Linked DNA regions of Homo sapiens: regions 1 and 3 are each linked to region 2. A link is a loop called in an ENCODE intact Hi-C map of the cell type or tissue named here. Cell type or tissue: heart right ventricle. All regions are shown on one strand.

Region 1 (5,000 bases), 59 kb after region 2:
CAAAGTAGGAAATAGATAAAATGGGCATAAAACATTGAAGAATTTTTTTTTCTTGACCACCCCAACAAGACATATTCTAAAGGTTAAGTAATATAAATGCAAATTAGCATTATCTCAACATGTATTATATTGAGAATGTGGACTAATCAAAATGGTTCACATGCATTTTCTAATGTTTCAATACTTTTTCCAGACTTAGACAGAGTGCATGTAAAGAGTATGCCAGGAATTAGCTTTTTAGTTTCTCATCTACTAAGAATATGACTGAGATTTCAGTTATTTCTGCACTGCTTCTTTTATAGTGAAGTTTCTTTTGAGAAATACTGCGGCCTATGTTGTATTTTTAACTTTTAGTTAAGACTTCGCTCTTTTTTTATGCCATCCGTTTGTGTTAGTGCCTAAAATGAACCAGATTTATGCAAAAAGGAAGAAAGTAAGGTCAAAACAATGTTTTCTGACTATTCTGTTAGTTGTAGTTATTTCTTGGCACATGAAGTAGCTGGCTTAAATATATGTAAACTTTTACTGTGGAAATAGCATGTCATCATAGAAAATTTGCAGCGAAAACTTTAAGTAGAAAGAAGAAAGTCACCCATACTTTCTGCATAATTTCTCAGAGAAACAATTCATCTTGTATTAATATGTTTAAAGATTGAACAAAAGGATTGCAAATGAGTAGGGACTGATACGTATATTTCTACAAGGTAAAATTTTTCTTAGGGATGATTTTATGAATTGGCTCACATGAATAAGTCCTGTATGTTATTTGATATAAAAGCAATAGTTAGATATAGTATAGTAGGTACCAGCTGTGTTTTGTCTACTAGCTGGAGTTATTCTAGGACCAACCATAACTTCCAAGTAGGAGTAAAAAGGGATACTTTATTTATCATTGAGTGTTCCTAAATGAAAGTTCTCATTTTGAGGATGTAATTTTTAGCAGTTGGCGACCTAATTCTATCATTTACTTCTTGCATCTGTTGATATGCTTATTGGGCATAGCAGTACTTTTAAATTAAGATTTAAACGTAAAATATATTCTTTCTAATAAAGAATATTAAGATAAATTAATTTATACCTAGTTTTACTTTTAATAATTGTAATATTTGTTTCACAATTCACTAAAGAAAAGTATACTGTCATGTTAAGATTTCTGTAATTTAAAAAATACGGTGAAGTTTGTTCTTAAGTACAAAACTATAAGTGACTCTTGGATATTTACAGTAAGAAAACTTTCTGATGCCTGTTTTATTTTCTCAGCAACTCAACCATCCAAATGTAATAAAATATTATGCATCATTCATTGAAGATAATGAACTAAACATAGTTTTGGAACTAGCAGATGCTGGCGACCTATCCAGAATGATCAAGGTAAGTTTTGAAAAAATTGTCTTAATGTTTTGTTTTGTTTTTTTTTCTAATAGAATTGTCTGTTAAACACATAGGGATATTAGATATTTTAAACTAAAGACCTCAATGCAAAGCTTATCTGATAGATATGTAACAAATAGTAGATGGTTAGTGATCATAATTCTGAAACTGGTTTACTTGGTGATGTTTACACTGATCAGCTTAAATATCTAAACACCCCAAAACCAACTTGGAAAGAGGCCAAGATACTTGTCTTCTGTAAGTTGAGTTAAAGTTTTGCTGTTTGATTCTCTGAGCAGACCATGCTTGATCCTGTGTCTCTGGACATGAGTAAAAGGAGGTAGAAAGAGACTCTAGAGCAGCTTGACCTGTTTCTTGGGGGGGAATCCATCAAAGAAAGTGGGATTTGCAGTCAGACCTTGGATATCAACCCCACATAAAAGTTGTTTAACCTTCTTTTCTAAGGGCATATTAATTCATAATTAATATAATTAAGTTGTTTAACCTTCTTTTCTAAGGGCATATTAATTGGGTTTAAGTTCAGCTGCAATTAATAGAAACCCTTAAATAATAGTAGCTTAAAAACTGTTTGTCCTTGGGCCAGTTACTTCTCTGTGTCACATTTTCTAAAAAACACAGTAATAATAGAACCTACTTTATAGGATTGTTGTAATGATTGAATTAATTAGTATTTATTAAGAGCTTAGAAGAATGCCTCACACATTGTAAGGCTATGTAAATGTATCTGCTGCTGCTATTATTATTGTTATTGTTATTATTTCTCTGTCACATAAAAGTCTGGGGCTAGTATGGTAGCTCTGCTCTATCAAGAGTATTTTAGAGACCCAGCCTATTTCTAGCTTATCAAGTCACACTAGGCTTGAAGGGACAAAGAGTACATGCTGGCTTTATCTTAAAGCACATTCCTGAGTGCTGCCTGTCACACAACATTTTCAACTTCATTCCCTTGGCCAGAATGTACTCTCATGAACCTATCTAGCTGCAAGGAAGGCTGGAAAAGAAAGTCTTCATTCAGCTGGCCATATGCCCAGCTAAACTTCTGTTACTATGGAAGACAAGTTGAACCATCTAGAAACAAACAAGAATAACCGAATGAGAAAAACAAAAGCTATTTATTTGAGCTTGCTGTAGCAAGGGAGTCAGCCAGTCATCACTTGCATCTTGGCAGAGAATTAAAAGCAAGCAAAGGAATGAAAGGTTCATAGAGGGAAGAAAAGGGAAGCCTTTGGGTATGCCCTGATGGGAGGCTGCTGACATAGAGAAGCTATAGACCGGCTGACTAGAAACAGGACGTCCTTGTGATTGGTTAGGAGTACATATTTGGCTTTCTCTGGTTGGTCCTAGTTAGAGGCAGAGACAAAATTAGGGAAGCTGTCAGTTATTAATCAATTGTTATAGAAGTTACTGTTTAGCTTCCTAGATTGTCACTAGAGGTAGCAGTCTGGCTTCCTGCAAGTCTAACTTATAGCACGCTGGCTTCCTGCATTGTTTAGTGTAGATAAAGAGTTGATTTCCTGGGCAGGTAGGAAAGATTGATATGTGGTTGGATATATGTACATACATTAGTACATATGCCTTTAAATAGATGGATGGATATGTGTACATACATTAGTACATATGTCTTTAAAAAGTATACATATAAACATACTATATATTATGTTACTTAACCATCATAATAAAACTATATGACAGGTATTACTGACCCAATTTTATTTATATGGTCCTTCCTTTTTCTCCCTCACTCCCATGTCCCAGAAATAACCTCTAACCTTTACGTGCACAAAACCTTCCCAACTTTACTTACTATCTTTATACCCATTTAAATATAAGAATATATACTAATACATTTATTCTTTCTCAGACACATCACGATTTATTTTATTACTTTGTTAATAATTGGATTGTTTTCATTTTTTATTCTTACAGAGAAATCTCAAGTACAAAGCCTTATCTACATCAATACAACTATATCTATACATACTCTATTGTCTATTTCTATTACATAGATTCATATAAACATTGCCGAGTAAGAGTATGCACATTTTAAATGATAATAGCTATTGCCAAATTAGTCCCTTAAATAGTTAGTACCAATTTGTAGCTTTTAAAAAATAGCTCTAGATTTTATTTTTTCATTTATTAGACATTTACTATGTGCCAGGTGCATGGTTCATGGCTTTTTGGAACTCATCATCCAGTGGGAGAAACAGGCATTTGACTAATACTAATATAAAACTATATACCTGCAGTTGTAATGAGTTATATAAAGGAAAAGTGTGGGTTATAAGGGATGATTATAACAGGATCTCTGAAACTACACTGGTGAATTCAGATGGCAATTAAAGGATTTTAATCAGTTGTCCTAGTTATTTAATCTTAATGATTGAGCCAGTTTCTACATCAATAAAATTGGGTCAGTAATACCTGTCTTACAGTGTTGTTATGATGGTTAAGTAATATAATATATAGTATGTTTATATATATACTTTTTAAAGACATATGTACAAATGTATGTGCACATACCCATCCATCTGTGCCTGTATGCATGTATGATATCTGATAGGTATTCACATTTTCTTTATTCCATTTAAACCTCTGATCACTACTCTTCTTCTAGCCCCCTTGCATCATACAAATCTACCCTTTTCTACTCTTCAAAGTTGACTTTATTCCTCCAGTTTTACAGAGTATTTAGAAGTCACTAGACAGGAGCACCCTCACCTTCCCATAACTGAACCTGCTAGACCTACTTGTGTCTGTTACTGTTCTCTCCTCCTTCTCTCCTGTTACCGTATTCTTGTTAGATAGGAGGGATTGTTATGTGTCCCTCCACCTGGGTTCTCTATCCTTTCTCTGCCTGTATTCTCAGAAATCTTAATTCCTATCATTATCTGTTCCCAGTCCTAGATTTATAACCATTGTGCACTTCTGAGTGCCTTTTCTCATCATTTAAATATGCTCAGGTCACTGTTATTTTAAACATATTTACATGTATATACATGCACACACACCTGTTCCTCATTCATTCATTCATTCATTCATTCATTCAAGAAACTTATTTTCCAGTGGGGAAGTCAAATAAAATGCTAAAAGCAAGTAGAATATATGATATGCCAGATGTTGATAAATCAATTGAGAAAAATTAAATAAGGAGTTTGGAGGAGGTGTGTTGCTATTTTATTTTATTTATTTAATTAATTTTTTTGAGATGGAATCTCACTCTGTCGCCCAGGGTGGAATGTAGTGGTGCGATCTCAGCTCACTGCAACCTCTGCCTCCCAGGTTCAAGCAATTCTCCTGTCTCTGCCTCCCTAGTAGCTAGGACTACTGGTGTGCACCACCACACCTGGCTAATTTTTGTATTTTTAGTAGAGATGGGATTTCCCCATATTGATCAGGGTGATCTCGAACTTTGACCTCAGGTGATCCACCTGCCTCAGCCTCCCAAAGTGCTGGGATTACAGGTGTGAGCCACTGTGTCCAGCCTGTGTGTTGCTATTTTAAGTAAGATGATCTCAGAAGACCCTCTTAAGTCCTACCACCCTCACCTCTGCCTGCCTTTTCCTTCAATTACTACCCTAGTTCTTTTTTTTCCTTCACAGTCAGAC
Region 2 (5,000 bases):
CTTCATTGCTCATGGAAAGGTTTGAGAAGCAATACATTAAGACAAACACACAAGAACTCTGTTACTTTAATGTCTAGGAGAAGTAGAGATTTCTGTCTGTGCGGACATTGGTATCTATTCCAGAGAAGGGAAGCTGATTCTGTTGTGACTCAGACAATCTTACTGAATTTTGGAGAATAAAGCCCCTTTTCATCCAGTGAGGACTGTGAGAAGTAACATCATGTGTTTGAAAACACTTCCTAGTCAGTAAAAACAGGAGCAGTCATGACAGAAATAATAAAACTAACAAAAGAATGAACCTCACCCCCCACATCTAAAGCAGGGGCTGCTAATAAAGAGAGCTCAGAAAAAGACCCATTGGTTTGACCTGTGGCCTAGAAAGTGACAGAGGTTGAATTCATTTTTTTTTTGTGTGTGTGTGTCCTTCCTTCCTTCCTTCCTTCCTGTTTTCTTTTGTAAAATATTTTTTCATAGATCCTTTTTGGGAAAGTAGTAGTCTTTGTATTTTGAGGATACAATGGAAAACTTTAGAGATGAGAGCGGCCAGTTGCAGGGGCTCATGCCCATATCCCAGCACTTTGGGAGCCTGATGTGGAAGGATGACTTGAGGCCAGGATTTGAGACTGGCCTGGGCAGCATAGCGAGATCCTGTCTCTACAAAAAAATTTCTTAAAAATTAGCTGGGCATGTTGGCACGTGCCTGTGAGCCCAGCTACCCGGGAGGCTGGAGCGGGAGGATCTCTGGAGCCCAGGAGTTAGAGGCTGCAGTGAGCCGTGATTGCACCACTGCACTCCAGCCCGTGTGACAGAGTAAGAGTCTGATACAAAAGAATAATACAAAAATAAAAAATAAATATGAGAGCAAGTCATAACACTTATTTTTTGCTGTGCTGTAATGTTGTTACAGTACCTAAAATGGCATATATTGAGATGCTTGATTTCTTTTTGTTTTTAAAGTTTAATGGGTTAGATCTGTATTTGTTATTTTAAAAATGAAACTCAGGGCCCGGCGCGGTGGCTCACGCCTGTAATCCCAGCACTTTGGGAGGCCGAGGCAGGCGGATCACGAGGTCGGGAGATGGAGACCATCCTGGCTAACACGGTGAAACCCTGTCTCTACTAAAAATACAAAAAATTAGCCGGGCAAGGTGGTGGGCGCCTGTAGTCCCAGCTACTCGGGAGGCTGAGGCAGGAGAATGGCATGAACCCAGGGGGCGGAGCCTGCAGTGAGCCAGAGATCGCGCAACTGCACTCCAGCCTGGGCGACAGCGAGACTCCGTCTCAAAAAAAAAAAAAAAAAAAAAGAAACTCAGGTATTTCATTTACAGATATTGGCTGAAATAACTATTCCAAACATTGCAATTTGAGGAATAAAACACATTTTATATAGATTTGTAACTAATGTGTGACTTGAGATCTGTTTTTTAAAAAAAAGGAATGGGGAGATATTCAAGAGACATCCGCGTGTGCCTGGGAGGGATGTTTGTGCTCCCTCCCAATTTTCCTTCTTCTTTTAAAATGTAACATATAATAACAACAATATTAACAACAACTAAAATGCCCCAGGAATAGTCCAGGCCCCTGCTACTGTTGCTGCTCCCCGTCCCCCCTTCCTTCTTCTCCTACTTCCACTAAGTAATCATTCAGTGTCTGTGAATAAAAACCCCATTGCTTATTTTTGTTTGGATCCAATTTATACTCAGAAAGGCACTGAGCATGAGCTGCTTCTTTCATGTTCTTTGCCTGAGTCTAAAACAGCTTTATTAGTGGGGCCAAAAACAGCGGCAGTTTTGGCAGGCATTGCCAAGTGCGCATCACTTTCAATGATACATCTGGATGCAAAGAACTAAACTGAAAATAGAGTGAACCTCCACTCCTATTAAATGAAAATACTGTGCCAGTCTCAAACCTAACTGTGCATGATAATCATCTCTGTACCGTTTTATTTATTTCGAAATACAGAAATGTAGGTCCTACTTCAGACTTACCTAATCATAATCAGGGGTGGAGGTGTTGAGTGGCCCAAGCAGTTATATTTAAAACAAAAAAAGCTCCATGGGTGATTCTGATAGCCAAGCAGGGGTGTGAACTACTTGTTCATAGTATGCACTCAGGATTACTTGGCCCAAAATAATTAGGTTTATATAACTGTATTTGCTCTGGGAGAAACAGATTTAATGTGTAATTAATAAATGAAAAGTATTTACTCATGACATACACTGCACTCACATTTTTTTTTTTTGCTTTCTCATACACATCCTAAGGTACAGTCTCAGATTTGAGTTAATCCTTTTGCCTATTTAATAATGGTACGTGGAGTCTATTTCTTATTAGGTTCACAAAACTACAGAGTAAGAGCGAATAAAAAGATAAGTAAAAAGGCAGCTTACTGTAGCTTTTTTTCCCTTTAAAGTCAGTTTAAAAAAATTTTTTTAATGTTAGGAATATGAAACAAGTTTTTAGAAAGAGGAAAGTACCACTTCTCTTCCATTGTGTTACAGTGGGTTTGGGGGAAAGAGGAGGGAAAGAAGAAAGCAAAATTTTAAGGATTTAGTAAGGATGATATATTATTTATTGTCTTAATTTCATCAGTATGGGATTTGGGGTTTGCTTAAACAAACAAAAGTAGTACCTTGTGTAATATTTTTGAAGACATCATGTTTTTGTGTTTTTGAGTTCTATTAATATGGCCTACTGGTTTTTGCAGTTTAAGTTAAAAAAAAACTGTAACTTTAGTTTCAGAATTAAATGTCAGAATTAAGTCATAAGGCAGAATCAAAATATTAGGTAACAGACTTTGAATTAAGTACATTCATTAGGGAGTGAGTTACAGTAATAACCACAACACTGATTTCAATAAAAATCAGTGAATATGGGAAGTGATTGGCTGATATGTGCTCATTTCGTTTTTGGGTCAGTGGTCCCTTGATTAAAGATTCTGTTTTATGTGCTAGAAGCCTTTGTATTTAGAACTGTTAACGTATCAATATGTAGTAAGGAAGAAGATAAAATTGAACCAGCAGGTGTCAGCAAGAACCAAAATAAAAAATATTAATCCTGATTATCTCAACCTTTATTACTTTTTAGTGATGCTGCAGTGTAAAACAACTTTAAAATGATATTTTAGTGACACATGCCTGCATTCTAAAGTAGAATCTTTCTTTGTCAGTGTATTGCCCTATTGGGAAATGATCAGATATTTTAGAGAATATGTCTGAAATACGGCAACAGCTCCAAAAAGATTTAAAAAAAAAGACAAGTGCTGTGAACTTTTTCTCATTTCAGTGCCTTGAAAAATTTTTTTACATAAATTATCCTATATCCAAAAGCTTATGTTTAACAGTTTTAATATTTCTATGGTTATATGTTATGCATTTTTCAGTATTCCATTCCTATTGATTAGTTAATAACCATAGGCATTTTATAGAAATAAGAGTAGGAATTCATAAACAACTGTCCTCATAGTGGGCTTAATTTTCTGATGAAAATATGGCATTTATATGCTTTCAGCATACAATTTAAGATTTCATTTTAAGTCCATTCTAATTCAGTGAATAGTCAGGGGAAGGTAATGTCTGCTTTTCCAAAGAATTGAAAGGTTCATTACATTTCTCAATTTGTCACAATTTTTATTAAAATCCTATTACTTGTTTCTTCTTTATCACTTGATGAATTGACGAAAATACAAATTCAGTAGGCAAATATGATATCCAGTATTTTTGATAATCTTATTAGAGTAGTAAGCAATAAAATAATGAGTGACAGGAACATCGCCGAGACCACAAAGAAGGTATGTGATAACTCAGGCCAGTCTGAAATACTTTCATTCTCTATGTTTTATTTCTTGTTATGCCAAATAAAGACCTGCTATTTTACATTTATCCTTAACTTATTAAATGTAATACTACCCAGAAATTTGATTCCTAGGTATTTACCAGAGCGTAGAGTGTATTGAAAACTTATGTATGGACTGGTACGCAAATATTTATAATGGCTTTATTCATAATTGTCCTGAACTGGAAACAATGCAGACCCCCCTCAGTTGGAGAATGAATATTGAGATACGTCCATTCAATGGAGTAGTACTCAGCCATAAAAATGAACAAACTGTGTAACCTTGATGAATCTGAAATGCACCATGCTAAGTGAAAGAAGTCATATTCAAAAGGCTTCATTTATATGATATCCTAGAAAAGATAAAACTATAGGGACAGAATACAGATTAGTATTTGTCAAGGATTGGAGGAGGGTTTGACACTGAAAGGACACAGGGGACTTGTATGGGCTGATGGAACTGTTCTATATTTTGATTCTAGTGGTTGATTTCATTACTGAGTTTGTCAAACTTCTAGAAATTGTACATTAAAATGGCAATTTAATTGTATATAAGTTATACCTTAATTTAAAAAGTTCTAAAAATAAATGTTAAAAAGGGACATAGACTGAAAAATAAAAATGAAATAAAGATAATGTTAATATAGTTTTTCTTTTCCCAGACATCCTAATAGAACCCTTAGAACACTTCAACTTCATTTATCTCTCTATTTATGTGTTGGTTGTCATGTATTTCAATTTTAGATACATTTCTAACATGGCAATCACTTTTATCTGTGGTTTCATGTAGATGTTTAATTAAATTTGCCCTGTTGCCATGCTCTTCATTTAACATTTCTTCCTATATCTTTAGCCTTCTATCTGAGGTCATTTTGATTCTGCCTATTCTCTTTGCTATTTTGTGTTCATGTAGTCTTACTTGCTTGAGTGCCTGGCTGTTTTTCATGATGTATTGGATATAGTATGTGCAAAATTGTTTGTACAAATAATCTGGAGCGTAAGATGTTATCTTCCTTCAGATAATTTTTACTTTTTGTCTAGGTAGCTGGGGGCAGTAGCTATCAGAAATCACTTTAATTTTAGGGTTTGAATAAATGTATGAAGTATAATGTGTTTTGTTTGTTTATTTTGGGACAGGGTCTTGCCCTGTCACCCAATCTGAAATG
Region 3 (5,000 bases), 70 kb after region 2:
GCTTAGCACTCTTAATAGATTTTCCAACATTACAGGAAAAGACAAAGACTAGTAGACCTTGGATAAGAAGATAAAATGAGATGCTAGTGATAAGTATTCTCAGTGATCTCATGACTGTCAGGCCCATCCTACTTTACACCTTCTAATGCAACTTAAGATATCTGAATTGTATTCATTGTGCCAAAAGAGAAAATACTTATGCACTGTAAATTAGTGTTACATACCAAAATTTTAATTTTATATAATTTCCCACAATTATGTATAGCAAATATTTGTGAAGTTTAGTTTGTTGATACCTCATTATGCCTTCCAAAGAAAAATGTTTCCATAGAAAGATTAATAAATGATAAAAATCACACTTAGAACTGTCCATTATACTTCCAGAAGCATCCTATCTTTTTCATCACCCAGTCTCTGTGAATTTAATTCTTTGAAATAACCACGACAAAATATAGTCTTATAAAATTGCATTATAATTACAATGCTGTGTTTGAGAACTTAACATCCCCTCTGATGGTAAATGTTTGACCTAATTACAAACTTATAACAAAGAATTCTAACTGCTTGTCATCTCATGTTAAGACCTTTTATAGTATTAAATGGACCAATAGGGATCTCTGAGGTTTTTTTGTTGTTGCTTTGTTTTTACTAATTGGATATATGAAGGATAAGGCATACCAAGAAACTATTATTTTTAAGTATGAAATGTGCCAAACAGACATTTATTATTTCTGTTTTATTTGAAACTAAGACTGTAGACCCACAGATTATATTTTAGAAGTGGTGGAGACGTCATAGATCATCTCCAAACTCTGTTTATAATAGAGTGAGGAAGCTGAGACCCATCAAGGTTAAATGGCTTGTTCAAGGTCACACAACCAGTTACTGTCAAACCTTATAATCAGGTCTATTATTATAAGATGGATATGGATTGTGTTAGTGGCACATTTAAACATTTGACAACACTCCAAGCAGGAAATGCTTCCTTATATTTAACATAAATCACTTACTTCCTCTTACTAGATACTTGGAAGAAATGGAGAGCAGCTGGTGCCTGTAATTCTAGTTCTCTTATGACTTCATTATTTCTCATCATTTAATTAACATTTTTCCTAATCCTCTTCAAAAACACCTTGCACACCAGGATTGCATTTTTTTGTTTGTTTGTTTTTTATTTTTTTAACCACAGCAGTACATTTCTAAAGGATGCTTAGTGTATGATTCCCTGGGTTGGCTACACAATTGCAAGTCCCTTTGTTAAAAATTAAAAATTTTTAAGATGGCAGTAACAGAGCTTTAAACCCCAAGTGCCAGACCTGCATAACACAGGTTTCCTGCCCATGAAGCTGACCCTGATAGTTCCAGATATTTTGCCTGAAATTTTCTTTTTTAAAGATTAACATGTCAAACTTTATGCTTAAATGTTTTGATATGCCACAGAGAATAGTAATTTTTTTGTAAAATAAGATCATTTTCTATCTTTCTCTGTTGATGAGGTTATGCTGGGTAATATCACTGAAGCTCTTCCTGAGATTTCTTGAGGAAGAATATTAGAATTATATAACTCAGAAATAAGCAGTGTATATTCTACTTGGAGTTGTAATGTCTAGAATGCAGGAACCAAGTTACTCAATGGAGTTCAAAAATGATACTTAGATATTCACTGTCCACTATATAATTGGATTTGGTCTTGGTCATTTAATTTGTAGTGGGATGTTTGGAGATGAATAATTTTAAAAAGAGTGTGTCTATTAAGATGTGACTATTTTCCCAAAATCTTTGAAAGGAGACAGCTTGGATCAGCTATAGCCCTTTTTATATTAATATAAATCACTTAGGTGGTGACGCAGATGGGTTTTACCAGATATGCTGAATTTCACCTAAGTGAAATGATGGTAATCTTCTTACACATAAGTCAGAAATAATATAATCTGATGTTTGTATATACATACTTTTATATGTAAATTGATTAGCTTTTTGTCACATCTGATTTTTCTGTTTGAATAATATCCAGTATTTATTTGAATAATTTTGATAAAAGTGGAAAAGTTACTTTTAAAGTAAATAGTATTTGAAGATTTGCATAGGGAAAAGACTAGCCTACTTAAAAAAAAAAAAGACTAAACAAAATTATGTCCAAGTGATCAGGTATATCTGGGTGTTTATTTTTGCCTGCCCATAAATTTTCAGATACTTTATTTTCAACTATAAAAAAGTTGCAATTCTATTTCATAGCATAAATATTGTAAAAGCGCCCTGTCACATATTCTTTCATTTTCTTATAAATATTTATATTGATACCAACTTTTAGATGGATTGGTTACATTATTTATTGCTATATTAAAAACTTACTATATAACAAATATATGTACATTTTTACTTTTTACACGTTGGCATTAGATTTTTTTTTTTTTAATCAGAGCTAAACATTTATATAGGGCTGCCTTTTTTCAAGGGAAACAGGATTTTCAAACAATAATGCTCTTTGGCTAGATAATTAACTTTTAAAAAGATATGTGTTTATTAGAATAAATTTTAAGAGAAGATTGTCCTTTCTTTTTTTAAATTCTTTGGCTTTATGGAAGTTCCTGCTTTGTAGTGCTAATATACATTTTACCCATAGTAAAAAGAATTCGAATTTTCATTGCCTTTTTGCTGTTCATCCTCTTTTAAGAGATAGCCAACAGTGCCACCATCAGAACAGACAGGCTTTTCTCATTTTAAGTGTTGGTTTTCTCAAAAAACAAAAAAAAACAAACCCCCAAAACCCTATACTTAAGGAATGGTTTAAAAACCACATATGTTTAAACACACACATTAAAAATAATGAGAGATACTAATGGCATAATGAAACTGCCTTTATTTTGTGAAAAAGTCAAATTCATGTCATTCTTTAAAGGCCTATAACGAATTTGGATACTTAACTCTTAGACCAGGTCATTCTGAGTAGTAGTATATTGAATTCAGCTTCTTGTCATCAGGTTTAACTTGTAAGTTACAGTCTCAAAGAATACAAAAACATGAAAATAATCAGATTATCTTGGTCCGGTAACGTCTTCCCTATTGTGCAATTTGGGGGCAATTTTTAAATTATGCCTTTTCTTTTAGATTTGATTTCTTTTTTATAATGGTATTTAAAAAGTAAACTGCCAACTACATTATAATTATGATGATTTCAAAATCCGTATTAAAGCATAAAAATTTGTTTTCATGGTCTGATACACACATGATATGTTATATTTATTTTTGAATGAAAAGAAACCTGGTCCCCATCTTCCTGTTGACATCAAACAGTCCTCTGATATGCTAATCCAGCATCAGGGAGAGCACATATACAGGGTTTATTTGGACTCATTCCAAGTCTGAAAGAAAATTATGTGTAAAGAACTGATTTTGTAGCATTGCCCCCTTTGAATGAAAACTGATGTTGACACAGTCTGCAATTAAAAAGACTTAGTATTGAAACATGATATGGGAGGTTTCTAACATTTTAGTAAGACCCTGATTTGCTTTTTAATTACCTGGTCATCTAATTGTTATTTATTCTTTGGGATGTAATGTTACTGATATAATAACTATTGAAATTGCTAATAAATTTATTTCTGTAATATGTGTTATAAGAAAGATTAAACTAAGATTATTAGCTTTTCCTTAAAGATTTATCTTTTGGTACATACCTTGAGTACATATGAGACAGTAGATATAATTTTTTGCTAAGTATGAAGTAAGGATATCAGCAGATTTCCTTGTACTGTTTTTCCATTCAGCCTGCCCTCAGCTGGTCACAGGTGTAAAAACTGAAAGGTAGCTGTTTTAGAATTTTCTCAAGTATAGTTCCTCCATATTCAATAACAAAAAATCAATTTAGTTGGACTTCTCAAAATGTCTTTGGATAAATTGCATTAAAGTACATATTTAAATTTTAATACCTATATATATTTTAAAACAGTTAAAATTATTAGAAAATTTTATGGAAACCTATTACAATGCAATATTCATGTTGGTCATTTATAGGTATTGTTAAATGGGAAACCAGTTGCATTTTGTTTTTGAAAAATAATTTTTATGTGTTGAATCTTTGTAAGTCTTATGAAGCTAAGAACTTTGTCCTTGAAGTAGTATATTATTAGTATAGTCTTCTAGCAGATTTATTGTAGAAAAAATGAGCATAAATAAGTACCTCTGGTTTTACAATTATTGTAGTATTTGCCCTCTTATGTGCCAGGACCCCTCTCCTAAGTAGCCTATTGGTGCTGTCAGCTTTTTGCCTGGGCATTCCTGTAAGGTTTTTCTTCCATGGAGTTTAGTTTCATTCATTCAAAGCAAAGTACAAGTTTGACTTGCATTGTGCAGTAGAAATATTCATGAAAACTTTCTACATAAATTCCTTTTATTTGTTTAATTTTTAATAAATTATGATATTTCAAATCACCAGGGTGGTTCAATATTTAAAAGGAATTCTGTAGTGAAACCTTCTGCCAGGAGAAGAATTGTCTTTTAATGAACATAATTACCTACTGGTATCTAGACTTTTTTATTCTGGCTCTTCTTAAAATCAAATTTGACATCTTCCTTTTAAGACAAGAAATTGTTTTATATAGATGTTAATTTTTTGAAATAGTGGGACATCACAAAAAGGTACTGTTACACAGTTTCCGCTAACCTTAGTTATAATAGGAAAAAAACTTAAGCCATTATGTCAGATAAAATTATTGGAATAATTTCAGTATAAAGATCATATGCTTTTTAGTTGATAATGGTAGATAAAATTAGCTGTTTTTCTGACTTACGGATTTTTGCTTACCAGAATCCAGTCTTGAGAAATTTTAGTTTTTATAGTTCTTATTTTTAATTTTCAAAAAGCATTTTAAGAAGCAAAAGAGGCTAATTCCTGAAAGAACTGTTTGGAAGTATTTTGTTCAGCTTTGCAGTGCATTGGAACACATGCATTCTCGAAGAGTCATGCATAGAGGTAAGATAAAATCATTAAGTACTTTTAA

Evidence for each region. Peaks named below come from ENCODE experiments on the same cell type or tissue, not always from the same donor. Only the 100,000 strongest peaks of a DNase experiment are listed, where the experiment ranks them.
Region 1: a loop joins it to region 2, with 1.9 times the contacts of the local background. A loop is called at or near these places in 9 of 110 quality-filtered maps.
Region 3: it touches region 2 in a loop (2.2-fold over the local background); 9 of 110 quality-filtered maps call a loop at or near these places.

The regions. Positions count from the first base shown.
Region 1 is chr1:198,262,865-198,267,864 of GRCh38, forward strand. It overlaps NEK7 (NIMA related kinase 7), which reads left to right. Exons shown (of 10, transcript NM_133494.3): 5 at 1,261-1,371. Among named protein-coding and RNA genes, the nearest start is that of NEK7, 110 kb to the left of the region's middle. RefSeq lists a silencer at 2,155-2,449. In heart right ventricle, no CTCF peak of the experiment used is centred here; a DNase peak (open chromatin) is centred at 2,375; H3K27ac peaks cover 4,200 bases.
Region 2 is chr1:198,203,435-198,208,434 of GRCh38, forward strand. The region is part of intron 1 of NEK7 (NIMA related kinase 7); the gene reads left to right. Among named protein-coding and RNA genes, the nearest start is that of NEK7, 49 kb to the left of the region's middle. In heart right ventricle, a CTCF peak has its summit at 3,019 (motif pointing right); a DNase peak (open chromatin) is centred at 1,787; H3K4me3 peaks cover 935 bases; H3K27ac peaks cover 1,542 bases.
Region 3 is chr1:198,273,098-198,278,097 of GRCh38, forward strand. NEK7 (NIMA related kinase 7) reads left to right here. Exons shown (of 10, transcript NM_133494.3): 6 at 4,864-4,972. Among named protein-coding and RNA genes, the nearest start is that of NEK7, 120 kb to the left of the region's middle. In heart right ventricle, no CTCF peak of the experiment used is centred here; no DNase peak of the experiment used is centred here; H3K27ac peaks cover 1,628 bases.